Linked DNA regions of Homo sapiens: regions 2 and 3 are each linked to region 1. Evidence: chromatin loops called from intact Hi-C (ENCODE). Cell type or tissue: psoas muscle. All regions are shown on one strand.

Region 1 (2,500 bases):
CAAGGCATAATCTCCAAGGTGTTCATTTTTTTTTTTTTTTTTTGTATTTTTAGTAGAGACAGGGTTTCACCATGTTGGCCAGGCTGGTCTCAAACTCCTGACCTCGTGATCCCCCACCTCTGGGATTACAGGTATGAGCCACCGCGCCTGGCTCTTTTTTTTTTTTTTTTGAGACAGAATGCAGTGGTACAATCTCAGCTCACTGCAATCTCCGCCTCCCGGGTTCAGGCGATTCTCCTGCCTCAGCCTCCCAAGTGGCTGGGACTACAGTCGTGCGCCACCACGGCCAGCTAATTTTTGTATTTTTAATAGACACAGGGTTTCACCATGTTGGCCAGGATTGTCTGGATCTCTTGACCTTGTGATCTGCCCACCTAGGCCTCCCAAAGTGTTGGGATTACAGGCGTGAGCCACCACACCCGGCCCCAAGGTGTTCATTTTCAAAAGGAAAATGCAAGGTGCAAAAGTCTATGTGGTGTGTTACAATTAGTCTATGCATAAGCTTACAGTGGCTCTGCAAAGACCTAAGAACCTGTTAACACTGCTTTGATGGAGCGGAACTGGAGGCCTAGGGGACAGGAGAGACTTCATTGTACATACTCTTGAGTTTTGAACTGTTGGTATATTATCTTTTTTTTTTTCTTTTGAGATGGAGTCTCACTTTTGTCGCCCAGGCTGGAGTGCAGTGGCGTGATCTCAGCTCACTGCAACCTCTGCCTCCCGGGTTCAAGCAATTCTCCTGCCTCAGCCTCCCAAGTAGCTGGGACTACAGGCGCATGCCACCACACCTGGCTAATTTTTTGTATTTTTAGTAGAGACAGGGTTTCACTGTGTTAGCCAGGATGGTCTAGATCGCCTGACCTCATGATCCAGCTGCCTCGGCCTCCCAAAGTGCTGGGAATACAGGTGTGAGACACCACATCCGGCCATGTGTTTTTTAAAATATGAAGTTAAAAGATACCATCAAAATATTTTTTATTCAAGGGTGTAGAATCAAGATTTCAAAATGGTATGCCTCATCATTCATCACTGTAGGATTCTGAAGACATCTGTGGTTTGAATTGACCATTCTAAATTTTTGACCACCTTTAAACTAATTATTAATCATTAGTTTTCTCATCATAAACTTCTGCTGATAGTTAACATTTTGGCCAAGCTATTTGGAACTCAACCCCTTCACCATGTCAATAATTGCAAATTTTTATTACCATTCACCGAAGTTTATTCATGGTTTTGGTTTTTTGTTTTTTGTGTTTCTTTTGGCATTTTCATTATTCCCAAACTCTCTGGTTTTCCAGAAAATGTAGTGCTGCCCTCTGCTGGCTCTTATGATAATGACAACCTGAAAATGTCTCCCATGACTTTTAGGCTGTTGGATTATAAACATTGCTTAGAGATATTATTCAATGTATCTATCTGTTAAATAAATCTTCCTTATAATATAGTTTCCCACAGTCAAGGCAGTCACAACATAAAATCAGATGGAGAAGAAATAGCACTGTATAGTTCTATTAAAAAATTGACCTAGGGGCTGGGCATTGTGGCTTATGCCTATAATCCCAGCACTTTGGGAGGCCAAGGTGGGTGGATCACCTGAGGTCAGGAGCTCGAGACCAGCCTGACCAAAATGGTGAAGCCCCGTATGTACTAAAAATAGAAAAATTAGCCAGGCATGGTGGCGCATGCCTGTAATCCCAGCTACTCAGGGGGCTGAGGCAGGAGAATTGCTTGAACCTGGGAGGCCGAGGTTGCAGTGAGCTGAGATCACACCACTGCACTCTAGCCCAGGCAACAGAGTGAGACTCCATCTCAAAAAAAAAAAAAAAAAAAAAATTGACCTAAAATTTTTTGATCATTTGAGATCAGCAATTCCCAAGCACTGCTTTTGTAAAACTACTATTTAAAAAAATGTATCAAATGTTAGCCAGACCCCAAATTCCCTGTTAAGATTAAACGGTTTCCAATACTTGACCATCTCTTCACTCAACATACTACCCTCATCCCAGTATTTACCTGCAGCATGAGAACCAATCAGATTTCCAAATCCAAGTAAAATATTCCGCCTCTACAACCCAGCACCTATGAATCTTCACAGCAAAGTCAAGTTTTTCTGGGAAGCCTGGGAACCAGTTACCTATATAATCCCCCTCCCAGGACACAGTGCTACTCCAAATCACATTCCCAACACTTAAAAGATGGTTTCTTTACATCATGAGTCATTATTTTAAATTTGTAACCTGTTAAGTAGTTGTAAGTCATGCCAAATTCTGGGAAGCCCTCCCTCCTCTGGGTTAGGTGTCTTCTAGCAGTGTCACACATCTCACATCAAGTTCCCAGTGCAAAGATGCTAGGTTACAACAAATCACATCATCAGGCACTGCTAAGGACATCACAAGTGGGTAAAGTTGCACTACAATTTTTTTTCTTTTGACAGGACCTTGCTCTGGCACCCAGGCTGGAGTGCAGTCGCACAACCTTGGCTCACTGCAGTTTCAACCTC
Region 2 (2,500 bases), 390 kb before region 1:
CTCAGAGCACTACTCTGTGAAGCGGACCATCCTATAATTCCTTAGCCAGATGAGCTTCAGGATTGTGTTTTTAAATTTGTTCAAGAAATACCTAAAGTACAAGTAAGCAAATAGAGATAAACCATTCCATCTTGGCACACAAATTCAAGAAAACCAGGATACTTACAGAATCCACAAGGTTGACCACGGACTTTGCAAAGTTGTTGGTATGTGCATGAGAAGAGCGATGCTTCTTATACTAGGGGGGAAATACATACCAGTCACTGCCAAATCATAAGTGAATAATAAATTTCAAAATGCTGTAAAAGCAGAAATATCTCAGTAATAGTAGAAATATGGATTTAAAAATATATAATTTAGTTTGTGGTATACTGGATTTGGTGGTGTTACTTCTCTGTTAGGTGGCAAAACTCTGACTATCTAAAACATGATGTTAGCTGGGCAGCATGGCTCACAACTGTAATCCCAACACTTTGGCAGGTGGAGGCTGGAGGACTGCTTGAGGCCAGGGATTTGAGACCAGCCTAAGCAACACAGTGAGATCCTGTCTTTACAAAATTTTTTTCAAAAAAAAACAAAAAAACCTACGATGTTCTGAATAATAGTAAGGACCTATAGAAATCGATATGAGAAGCTTTATACCTAAAAAGTAAGTTTTAAATTTAGTCTTAATGTCTACAAATTCAATCCTTTTGTTTTCATTGAAATGACATTTTGTAGCTTATACAAACGGCTTAACCCACTTGTCTCACTTTAAATTCAAGGCCACGCACAGATCAAGAAAATGTCTTTGTCAGTGCTTTAGATACTGTCCATGATATGGACAGCATTTGCCAGGCATTTAGTATATCCTTTCAGAGGAATGCCTCCTCCAAATGAAGCCATTTGCTTTTGACTGCTCAAAGTCAAAACAAAGAGAAGACAAAAAGTAAAAATGAAGTGTGCTGAGAGTTTATGATTGTTTATGTTTATTTAAGAAATAAAGAAAAGTAAATTAATAGAGTAATTCTACAATGACATCTGGAGGGCTACGTTTTTAGCAAGGAGTAGTACGCTTTGCTTAATGTCTTCAAGAGGACATTTGAAAACTGGTCTACCATAGGAAAATCATGCCCTCTACTGGTCCATGAGGTTATTATTTCTACAACACTAAGGAAAACAAAACCTACTTAAAACCACAGACTCAGATTTGCACAAGTCTTTGAAATTTACCTTCAATTATAATTATGAAAATAATGCATCTTTCATAAAGATTCAAAATATTTCTACATTAGAAAATTCTTTTATTTGTCCTTTGCCCATTCGCACCCTATATATAACTTTTGTCAGATTCCCTTCATTTCATTCTATCTGTGACTATGTTTTTTAAACAAAGAATATATATCTCAATGTTTACATATCTAATGTTTATTTTTTATAACAACAAAAACACTGATTACCCATAATAAATGCTAAATAAATTAATATTCTGCTATTATTATAGTATTCATGAATACATAACTGTTGGTATAATATTACTATTACTGTTCATGTTATTGCCACTACTGTACATCATAATCTGACCCAAACTGTCTATATTTGTGTTCTTTTAAAGTAAACTGTAATGTGTGCATATAACTGGGTCATAAAACATCCTATTAATCTGAAATTATTCAGGCATTATAACACATTTTGTAAACTTGGCATAAAGAAGTTTCTATAGATAGCTCAGCATTTTAAGTTGCCTAGCAAATTCCACAAGCTGAAAACTTTCCAAGATACACTTAAGAGTAAAAGGAAAAATATTAACATTAAGTTCCTCTGGGATGATGAAAATGTTCTAGTTCCACTGAATTGTGGATTGAAAGAGAAAACATTAGCTGATATCTATTCTTCTAATGCAGTGGTGTTACACACCTATTAAGATGAATTTTAGTTTGCTTCTGAGTATTAATTTGTTATTTTATTGAGATTTCTTTTTATAGCATAATGATCACGGAAAACATGACAAGTTTTAAAACATTTCAAGTTTTAAAAATTAATAAAATGAGGTATTTTAAAAGTCTATCAAAATGTAATGTTTTAAATTTATTTCATATTTGTAATTTTCAATCCTCTGATTTTCTTTTTAGAAAAATTATTTTGCCTGTCATTGTTATGTAAATTAGAGAGTGCCAAGAATGGAAACAGAGATACCTGTTGGGAAGCTACTGCAATAGTCCAGGTAAGAGATAATGGAGGCTAAACAACTGTAGAGAGAAGTGAATTCAAGTACCACTACGAGGGTAGAGCTCCCACGACTGGATGATGTATAGGATGTGGAAGGTGAGGAAAGAGAAGAATTAAAAGATAACTCCTAGGTTTTGAACTTGAATGGATGGGGGATTGTGGTGCCACTTAAAATAATAAGAGAGACTAGAAGAAGAGAAGTTTAGGACTAGGGAACTAAGAGTTCTGATTCAGAAGTTCTATTCAAATCAACACTAAAATAGAGATATCAAATAGGCAGTTCTGTATATGA
Region 3 (2,500 bases), 210 kb before region 1:
ACTCAAAGAGACCCATATTGAGACACATTACAATCAAACTGTTGAAAACCAAAAAAAGACAGAAAGCAGCAAGAGAGAAGCAACTTGTTATACACAAGGAATCCTCAATAAGATTTTCAGCAGATTTCTCATGAGAAAGTCTGGAGGCCAGCAGAAGTGGGATGATATATTTTAAGTGCTGAAAGAAAAAAACCTGTCAACCAAGAATCTTGTATCTGGCAAAACTGTCCTTCAAAAGTGAGGAAGAAATTAAGACATTTCAGATAAACAAAAACAGAAGGAGTTTATTACCACTAGAGCTGCCCTACAAGAAATGCTCCAGGGAGTCCTGCAGGATGAAATGAAGGGACACTAGATGGTAACTTGAAGTCATATGAAGAAATAAAGGTCTTAGTTGAGGTAAGTACGTGAGCATTATAGAAGCTAGTATTATTGTAACAATGGCTTGTAATTCCACTTTTTGTTTTCTGTATGACTTAAGAGATTAATACATTTTAAAAGCAATTATTAATCTAAAACCTGTAATTATTGTAACTTTGGTTTGAAACTCCACATTTTGTTTTCTACATAATTTAAGACATGCATTTTTTAAAGTATTTGTTTTTTATATTACAATGCATTATAATTGTATTATAATTGTTTATATAATACGATGTATTATGTGTTTTTATAATACGATGTATTATAAGTGTTTTTATAATACGATGTATTATAAGTGTTTTTATAATACGATGTATTATAAGTGTTTTTATAATACGATGTATTATAAGTGTTTTTATAATACGATGTATTATAAGTGTTTTTATAATACGATGTATTATAAGTGTTTTTATAATACGATGTATTATAAGTGTTTTTATAATACGATGTATTATAAGTGTTTTTATAATACGATGTATTATAAGTGTTTTTATAATACGATGTATTATAAGTGTTTTTATAATACGATGTATTATAAGTGTTTTTATAATACGATGTATTATAAGTGTTTTTATAATACGATGTATTATAAGTGTTTTTATAATACGATGTATTATAAGTGTTTTTATAATACGATGTATTATAAGTGTTTTTATAATACGATGTATTATAAGTGTTTTTATAATACGATGTATTATAAGTGTTTTTATAATACGATGTATTATAAGTGTTTTTATAATACGATGTATTATAAGTGTTTTTATAATACGATGTATTATAAGTGTTTTTATAATACGATGTATTATAAGTGTTTTTATAATACGATGTATTATAAGTGTTTTTATAATACGATGTATTATAAGTGTTTTTATAATACGATGTATTATAAGTGTTTTTATAATACGATGTATTATAAGTGTTTTTATAATACGATGTATTATAAGTGTTTTTATAATACGATGTATTATAAGTGTTTTTATAATACGATGTATTATAAGTGTTTTTATAATACGATGTATTATAAGTGTTTTTATAATACGATGTATTATAAGTGTTTTTATAATACAATGTATAAAGATATAATTTTGTGACATCAACAACAAAAAGAATAAGGATACAGATATAAAGGAGCAAAAATTTTGTATGTTATTGGGGTTAAACTGGAATATTCAAATTTGAGTGATATGCCTTGAAGATGTTAAATGTAACCCTTGATAACCAAAAGGAAATAGCTATAGAATATACACAAAATAAAAAGAGAAAGAAATTTAAACACTTCACTACAAACAGTCAACTAAACACAAAAGAAGATATGAGGAACAAAAATGTATAAGACAAATGGAAAACAAATAGCTAATTGATAGATGTCAGACCCTTCTCGTCAGTAATTACTTTAAATGTAAATGGATTATACTCTCCAAAGACAGATTGAAAGAATGCACTTAAAAAAAGATCCAACTATGTGCTATCTACAAGATACTCATTTTAGATCCAAAGACACAAACAGGTTGAAAATGGAAGGATAGAAAATAATATTCCATGAAAATAGTAACCAGAGGAGGGCAATGGAGGTTATGCTAATAACATACAAAATAGACTTTAAATAAAAAAAAGTTTACAAGAGACAAAGAAGGATATTATAATAAAAGGTTCGATACAGCAAAAGATAACAATTATAAACAGCTACATAACTAAGACCACCAAAACATATGAAGTAAAAATTGACAGAGTTGAACATTGATGAAATAAATTGAAGACAAAAATAAATGGAAAGATATCTCATGTTCATGCATTGGAAGAATTAATATTCTTAAAAAGTCCATGCTACCCAGAGCAACCTATAGATTTAATGCAATCCCTATTAAAATTCCAATGACATTTTTTGCAAAAATAGATAAAACAATTCAAAAATTTGTATGGAACCACAAAAAAAACCCTGAATAGCCAAATCAATCTCGAGCAAGAACAAAACTCCAGGCATCACACTACGTAATTTTGAAATATACTACATAGCTACAGTAATCAAAACAACATTGTACTGGTGCAAAAAACAGAAATAAAAACCAACAGAACAGAAGAG

What was found. A loop is a pair of places that touch in the nucleus more often than their neighbours do. Peaks named below come from ENCODE experiments on the same cell type or tissue, not always from the same donor. Only the 100,000 strongest peaks of a DNase experiment are listed, where the experiment ranks them.
Region 2: it touches region 1 in a loop (5-fold over the local background); 20 of 110 quality-filtered maps call a loop at or near these places.
Region 3: it touches region 1 in a loop (3-fold over the local background); 2 of 110 quality-filtered maps call a loop at or near these places.

Annotation. Positions count from the first base shown.
Region 1 is chr2:206,163,270-206,165,769 of GRCh38, reverse strand. No RefSeq gene overlaps it. Among named protein-coding and RNA genes, the nearest start is that of SNORA41, 2.3 kb to the right of the region's middle. In psoas muscle, a CTCF peak has its summit at 1,320 (motif pointing left); no DNase peak of the experiment used is centred here; H3K27ac peaks cover 329 bases.
Region 2 is chr2:206,555,165-206,557,664 of GRCh38, reverse strand. ADAM23 (ADAM metallopeptidase domain 23) reads right to left here. Exons shown (of 26, transcript NM_003812.4): 10 at 167-238. Among named protein-coding and RNA genes, the nearest start is that of FAM237A, 86 kb to the left of the region's middle. In psoas muscle, a CTCF peak has its summit at 1,100 (motif pointing left); no DNase peak of the experiment used is centred here.
Region 3 is chr2:206,373,609-206,376,108 of GRCh38, reverse strand. No RefSeq gene overlaps it. Among named protein-coding and RNA genes, the nearest start is that of ADAM23, 69 kb to the left of the region's middle. In psoas muscle, no CTCF peak of the experiment used is centred here; no DNase peak of the experiment used is centred here.